Regions from separate parts of the Homo sapiens genome. Here region 1 is linked to region 2. A link is a contact called in ENCODE Hi-C or POLR2A ChIA-PET data. All regions are on one chromosome and are shown on one strand. Each heading gives the region's core, a stretch centred on a gene start or an enhancer-like site at or near the end of the contact. The rest is flanking DNA. Distances are from core to core; before and after follow the strand shown.

Region 1 (3,693 bases), core at 634-3,133, 200 kb after region 2:
AAACTTTGGAGTCCTCACTCCAAAACTTCAAAAGCAGTGACATTTACAAGAATGTCTGGATAGCTATACACTGATCACTCCTCACAAGCAGCTTTGACTAACAGGAAGGACATGCTGGCTGGGCTTCCCCCCTACAGATAGCAATGCCAACCAACCACTCTGTCCTAAAGAGGGACTCGCAAGCTGTGGCTGCTCGCCCCCAAATTGCGCAGGACTGTCTGCAAGAAGGAACAAGAAAAGTTATTCACAGCATCACACCACGAAAGGTAGTTGCGTACCGCCCAACAGGGCCCTCTCCAAACACGGCAGGCTCCGCGAACCACAGGTGCTCACCGCTAACAAGAGGGCCGGGGGTGCGGGTATCGGTCACATGCCCTCGTGGTGTTAACCAGAAACTCCTCCTGGCTCGCTCCCTGCCAGCAGCCTGTGTGCCCAGAAGCCGAGCAGGCCCTGAGGGGGTCCTGGGGACTTCGGAGACTGGGGGCTTCCACCTCCAGCCTCTCCAGGGCTCCCGGCCGGGGCAGCAGAGGGTGTGCCCGGCCTCCCCGCCGGCATCCCGAGTACAGGGGGTACCAGCCACAGGTTCGGAGAACTTGTCCGGCGCTACACACCACGGCGCCCCCGCGGCGACTCTCGCGCTCCGGGGCTCTTACCTTGGCCGTGACTGCCGCCAGGCAGAGGGAGACACGGAAGAACAGGGTGGCGCGGCGGCGCCGCCGCCTACGAGGCGCAGGGGGTCCGGGTCAGGGTCCCGGCAGGCGCTGCCCTACTCGGAGCGGCGGTGCCAAGCACAGAGTTCGGGACTGCCCCCGGCTCCAAATGCCGCGGCGAGGGTCCGGGTCCCCCAAGCTGAGCACTGTCCCTTCTTCCTCTTCCTCCGGGGCCGCTGCCTGGAGCTGCTCCCGGCCCGGGGGACTCTTCCGAGCCAGGGGCGCCCCGCATGGGCAGGGGCCTGGGTCAGCCTCGGGTTGGGTCCAGGGAGCGACCGCCGGGGCCGACTCCACCTCCCGCGCTCCAAGCCGATTCGTCCCTTCAGGGCAGGGCCTGCCCGCGAACAGCCCGGCGAGACGAGCGCGGCCGCGCCCCCAGCTTCGGGCGCCCGGGCTCCGGCGCGGCGGCGGGGCAGGAGCAGACTGGCCGGGCCGGGCGCCGAACGCGGCGGCGCGGGGGGGGCTGCAACCGGCCGCGGCGCGCTCTCCCCCAGGGCCTGCGCCGCCCGCCCGCGGCTCCGCGGGAAAGAAGCGCCGGAAAAGGCCTCGCCCCGGCCTGGGGCGCGGGGCCGGGGGCGCGGGGCTAGGGGAGGCGCCCCGGGAAGGTCACGGGAGCGGAGGCGCGGCGAGTGGATCGCGGCGCGGTGGGTGCGGGGAGCCGAGGCGGGCGGCCCCCGCCGCCGGGAGCGCTCGCCGGCCTTGGCCGCCGCCGCCGCCTCCGAGATGCGCCGGCTTCCCGGAGCGCCCGGCGCTCGGAGCTGGGCGGCCGCTGCAGCCGCCGCGGGCAGCCGGGCGCCGCTGGCCGGAGCCGGCGCGCGATCCCCGCCTCCCGCGCCCGGCCAGGAGTGGGCCGCCGCGCGGGAACCGGCAGGGGCGGGCGCTGGGGTCCGGGCTCCGGGCTGGCCCCGCCGCCTCCGCGTGCCCAGAGCGCCGGACTCGCTCAGCAGCTGCAGTGACTGTGTGTCTGTGTCATGTCTGTGCAGCCGGGGGGGACCGCGAGCCGGGGCTGGGTTCCGAGCGGGGGCGGGGCCGGCGCCCGCGTCGGCGCCCGCCCCCGACCCCGTGACCGAGCGGCCGGCCAATGGCAAGCGCCGCAGCCGCGCGGACCGAGAGTTCGCCCCCGCACAGGCTCCGCCCCCCGGCGAGACTCCGCCCCGGTGCTTCTTCAGCTCGCTGGCTGGCAGGCAGGCGGAAGCAACACCCGGAGCCGGGATCCCGGGCCGGGTCGGGATGAAAGGGTGCAAGCTGGGAGCTCCCCGCCCTTCTTCCCCCAACCCCGGCGGCTCCCGGCCGCCTCGGGCTTGGCGTGCCTCGCGGAAAAAGGGGGAAGGGAAGCGGGACGGGCCCGCAGCTGCCGTGGTAGAGAGGCTCGCAGGCTTGCAGGACCATGCAGCCTGCTCCCCAAATTGCACAAAACAGCCGTCGTGAGAAGTAGGAAGTTTCCCCGCCTCGGGTCGCAGCTTCTCTCGGAGGTGGGCATGCTGTGGGGCAGCCGGAGTCTGTGAGGAGCCCCGCCGAAGGGCTCTGACGGCATCTTTCTGGGATCGGTATCCAAGAATCCTGTCCAAGGCTTCCTCTTCCTCTGAGGAAACTACATTTCTTTTTCCTCCACCCCAAACACACACCCCATGCACGCACAACACGCCCCTCCCCTGCTGATTTTATTCTCGCTCTTTCCCTCTTGGCATAAGAACCCGGCGCGCAACATCCCTTGAATGGACTTCCAGCCTCCCAGTTCTAGGGACCAGGGTGGGGGTACGGAGAGTCCTCCCGAGCCACAGGAGAAGTGGGTGAAATGGGTCGGGGCACAGGAGCGGGGGTGTGAGAATGGATGGAAGGAGGATGCCCTCGAGAGAAGACCCAGAGGAGGCGAAAGCAGAGAGGCAGGGAGAGAAAGAGGACGCCGAGAGCTGCACAACTCGGACTCGGAGACCGGAGCTCCGGGCGCGCGATCCAGCTCCCGGGTTTTTCCGCAGCTCGGTCCCAGGGCTTCTGGGGTCCCCTTCCCCCCGGGTCTCCACCTCTCCCCAGCCGGGCGGGCCGCCGGGTCTTTGCCTTCCCTCTGCGCGCCTCTCCGCTCTCCAGGACTCGAGCGAGGCAGCGGGAAGCCCACCCTAGTTCTTGGAAGGGGCAGGGGAAGGATGGGCTGGGGAGGGGGCGCGCGGGAAAGGGCCGCCGAGCTTGGGTTGCCCAGCTGACCCCACTCCTCGAGGTCGGGCTGGGGGGGTGGGGCGGCAAGGGCTTCGGAGGCTTGGCCCCTGCTTGGCTCCGGACCTGGCTCCCGCCTCGGTAACCACACTCTCGGCCTTTGGCTTTACCGAGCTGGGACCCTTCTCCCATCCCCCTTCCCTCCAGCCTCGTGAAACAACGACCCCCACCAGCAGCAGCAGCGCCCGCTTTGCCCCGGCTCCGGAGCGCTGTTTACCTAATCTCAGCGGCTGACCGAGCCCAGCAGAATGCGAAAGGGAGGCAGCGGTGGTACAGCAGCGTCCCCGGCGAAGAAGTAAAAGACGTTTGCTTTGGAGCTTCGGGATAAGTTAACTGCGAAGCTGGGGTCCTGCTGTCTTACCTCTGCGGCGATGAGCCTCACCGTGCACGTTGGCAGGCATAGCAGATTCTGTTTCTGATGCCATTACCGTGTCGGAGAAGAACATTATATGAAAAAATACTATCTAATATCCTAGAGACCATTAAAGTGTCAAAGTTTAATGCCAAGTCTTTTAGCTCGAAGGCTGCTCAGTTCTTCCTCTGACGTGCAGCTCTGTTCCAGAACGCGCTGAAAACAAGGGGATCATTTTTATTTTTTTGCCGCCCGAATGTCCTTCCTTCCTACTCTCTTCCTCCTCTCTCACCCCTACCCCCTCCCCGGAACCGGGTAAAGTTAAAGGGAGAATTTGTACTTTCTTTTTACGTTTTGCTTTGCTTCACTTCATTAGTGGTGTAAAATGCATTATTACAGCACATTAGCATATTAATAAAGGTA
Region 2 (3,344 bases), core at 376-2,875:
TCTTTCTCCCAAGAAACAGCTCCAGGATGTGGGTGATGTACAAAGAAATTCTAGAATCAGCTCATGTCTACAGATGCTTTGGAAATCCATTGTGTCCAGTGAGGTACTGTAAGGTGATGAGTGGAAACAAGAATGAAAAAGGTGCTTGCTGATTCCAAAAACCTTACACACAGACACACACACTGATATCAGGCGGATTTGGGTAAGGCTCATATGAAGTTAATCAACAAATCAAGGGAAAAGGGACATGGAATTTGGAAAATGACTAAGAAATGTTGGAAGATAAAATTTGTGGTGTACCTTAGAGAGAAAAACTCCTGTATTTCAGGAGACTGCCATCCACACAGGCATTCTGAGCCCCCCTTTTTTCCCCCTCTACCCATGTGTGATGGTCTCTCTGCGGGACCTCATTCATTCACACAACTCCCTATACCACCCTTAACCTGAGAAGGGCCCGGCTGGGCCACCAAACCCAATTGCGATTCATCACTGAGCCCAGCCTTTGGTTGCAGCCAAAACAGGAAAGAGAATGAAGGAGGCTAGAAATACCACAAAGGCAAACTTGGAGCTAGTGCCCACCAAACCAATTCCCTGCTTCAGAAATGGAACGATGCTGAACTGTCAGCTGAAGAAGGCTGCACAGCTTGAAAGAGGAAGCGTCAAAGGAAGCTTGGTGGAGAGGAGAGTGTGAATAGGGAAGTGCCAACAGGGACACGTGCAGGGGGTGGGAAGGCAGGCAGGACGCCCAGTGAGAGTGACAGAGGCCAGCAGAGCACGAGTGTGCAAGGAAACACAGGGAACGAGAGGCTGCGTGGCTGACAGTGTGCCGGGGTGACAGGCGGATACGGCACATGACGCAGAGTGGAAGACAACCACAGGTAGAGAAGTGTCAGCAAAGGAATGCATTTTTGCTGTTCTCCTAACAATTCAGCACACATCAGATGGGAAGGGTGAAGGAGGAGAGCATGAGACAGGGGTGAAAAGCAGAGCCACAGGGACAATGAAGGACTAAGTCCCATAATACAAAGACCACGGGTCTTTCTTGACTAGACTGATGATGCTATGGGGGTGGAGGTGGAAGTGGGAATCCCTGGCTCTCAGCCACAGTTCTATAAGGGTCACCTTCGTGCCCTCATCTGTATGCTCCAGTAGGCTCATTACCCAGGAGAGAATTATCTCCAGATAGAGAAGGGAAGAGTTGATATAATGTAGACCAAACTCCACCCAGCCATGCCCACAGGCTATGGTACGGGAGACCCATTCCTCCCAGAAAATGGTGAACAAAGGCTCTGCATGCATTTATCAACTTTGTAACAGTCATGGTAACTTCTTCTCCCTTGGCTCATTCATTTATTCATCCATTCATTCATTCGGCAATTATTACTGAGTGTCTGGGACAAGCTGGGCACTTCTAAGTGTACTGAACATGACCAACCAATCACCTGCCCTCAGGGAGTTTACAGTCCAGCGGGAGAACATAGAAAAGAGACAGTCTCAACAGCCAGCAAATACAGTGGAGGCATCAGGCAGTGATCAGAGTTGTGAAGGAAATAAAGGAAGGAAAGGTGGGGTGGGAGGAGGAGGGTTCTGATTCTGACTTCATAAAGGGCCCTCTCTCACAAGGTGAAGTGTAAACAAAGACCTGCAGGAAGTAAAGGGGCTACAAGGGATCCATGGAAAGAGCATTCCCAGAAGCGGGGCCAGGGCAGTGCGCACAGTGAGGAGAGCAGGTGTGTGTGAGGTGAGTAAGAGAAGACACAAGGGTGGGGGCCGCGGGAGGCAGAGCCAGGAGGGCAGGGCTGAGTGGCTCTGGAAGCTCTGGAAAGGCCAGCGGTCAGGTCTGATGGTGGGTCTGAGCAGAGTCGCTTTGTGACACCCTTCTGCTACTGCATGGGGCGAGGGAAGAATCCCAGGATGTGGTCTGGGAGGCAGGAGCACAGAGGCGACAGGGTGGTGACCTGCCCATTGGCCTCGGCCGGTATTCTGAATGCAAGGGTCAGCAGCAGCAACTGTGCAATAGTGCCTTTCTTTTCAAAGAGCCAGCTGCTCTGATTCACAGACAGTCCCTCCCAGTTGAGGGTTCATCAGGAACTAGAGGACCAACCAACAAGGTCATTTACCTGTCACCACTGCTGCATTCACTGGTAATCAAAAGGGGCAGGGTAGGGGAGGACCACGAACCCAAAGAGAAGGTCTGGGAGCATGCAGACATGCCTCTCAAGCCTCACAATTGTCCTTTTGCTAAATTTAGGTTGAAACAAAACGTTCAAAGCCCCCTCGGAAGCCCATCCACAGGTGTGTGACTGTGAACCGCATCGTAATCTCCTAGAAAGCAAGAACATCAGGCTTACATTTTCCACTTGCCTCTCACGGCTCAGAGCTCTGCAGTATATACAGTAAGCACCAAATGAACACTTTTCAGATAAATTAAATAACTGCAGAATAGTCATAATGACAGTGTTTTTTTTAAAACAATATTTAATAATTGCTTACTCTGTGCCAGTACTTTTCAGCCAAGGGCAATTTGCCCCCCTGCCGCGGAGACATTTGGCAATGTCTGGAGACACTTTTGGAGTCACAAATCAGGGGAGAGATGCTGCTGGTACATAGTAGGTTCGGAAAGCTGCAAAATGTCATACAGTTCACAAGACAGCCTCCCTGCCCCCCATAAGGAAGGATTCTCCAGCCCCCAAAATCTAGCGCTTATAAATCACTATTTATTTTCACAGCTACTCTTTTTTTTTTTTTTTTCCAGTTGAGGAAACTGGGCCCTGAGACATTAACTTGCCCAAAAGATCACAGTGGGCAACATTCTAGAGCACAGTGGAAGCCGACAGGTAAATAAGTAGATGGGTAGAGTGCAACAGACAGGCAGACAGATTGAGACAAAAATGGGAAAACTGGGAAATATGGAAAAGAACAGGGAATGGATGAAAAGTAGTCCTAAGCCAAGCTCTGCCAAGAAATGACACATGGCCCTGGGCCTTCCCCTCCTGACTCTAAACCTGAGAGCACACAGCTATAAAATTCCAGGAGGTGTAGAAGATCACTGACTTCCAGCTTTAACATCTTCAGGACAAGTTTTTCCCTGCAACTGAAATATTAGCATTATATAAATACTCGTAAACACGTGGCAATATTCACCGTACAAATCCTAAATTCCTTCCCCTTTACTCAGCAAAGGCAGGAGATGCCAAATGTCTTATGATATACTCCTCCCCTCCTCCTTTCCTTGCTTCTAAAAATATCTGTGAACAGCCACCTGTGCCAAGCACTGAGCCAGGGCTGGAAATATTCTAATGCCAGATGTGCAAAGTCCTTTTTAATATGGTGTATTTGTGAAG

Evidence for each region. A loop is a pair of places that touch in the nucleus more often than their neighbours do. ChIA-PET counts read pairs that join two places held with the same protein, here RNA polymerase II (POLR2A). Pooled maps may share reads with other maps.
Region 1: a loop to region 2 is called in a map of ascending aorta, with 6 times the contacts of the local background. The contact joins the promoter of LARGE1-AS1 here to the promoter of LARGE-AS1 in region 2. A Hi-C loop is called at or near these places in 7 of 168 maps with a recorded cell type or tissue (MCF 10A, aorta, ascending aorta and 4 more) and 12 of 50 pooled maps. POLR2A ChIA-PET finds 5 or more read pairs at or near these places in 4 of 52 experiments (AG04450, H1, MCF 10A and 1 more).

The regions. Positions count from the first base shown.
Region 1 is chr22:33,919,342-33,923,034 of GRCh38, forward strand. It overlaps LARGE1-AS1 (LARGE1 antisense RNA 1), which reads left to right and starts at 1,884. Exons shown (of 2, transcript XR_001755630.2): 1 at 1,884-2,182; 2 at 3,066-3,693. It overlaps LARGE1 (LARGE xylosyl- and glucuronyltransferase 1), which reads right to left and starts at 1,135. Exons shown (of 15, transcript NM_133642.5): 1 at 654-1,135. RefSeq lists silencers at 663-762, 1,033-1,182, 1,503-2,002.
Region 2 is chr22:33,723,361-33,726,704 of GRCh38, forward strand. LARGE-AS1 (LARGE antisense RNA 1) reads left to right here and starts at 1,626. Exons shown (of 7, transcript NR_038950.1): 1 at 1,626-1,741; 2 at 2,252-2,396. The region is part of intron 2 of LARGE1 (LARGE xylosyl- and glucuronyltransferase 1); the gene reads right to left.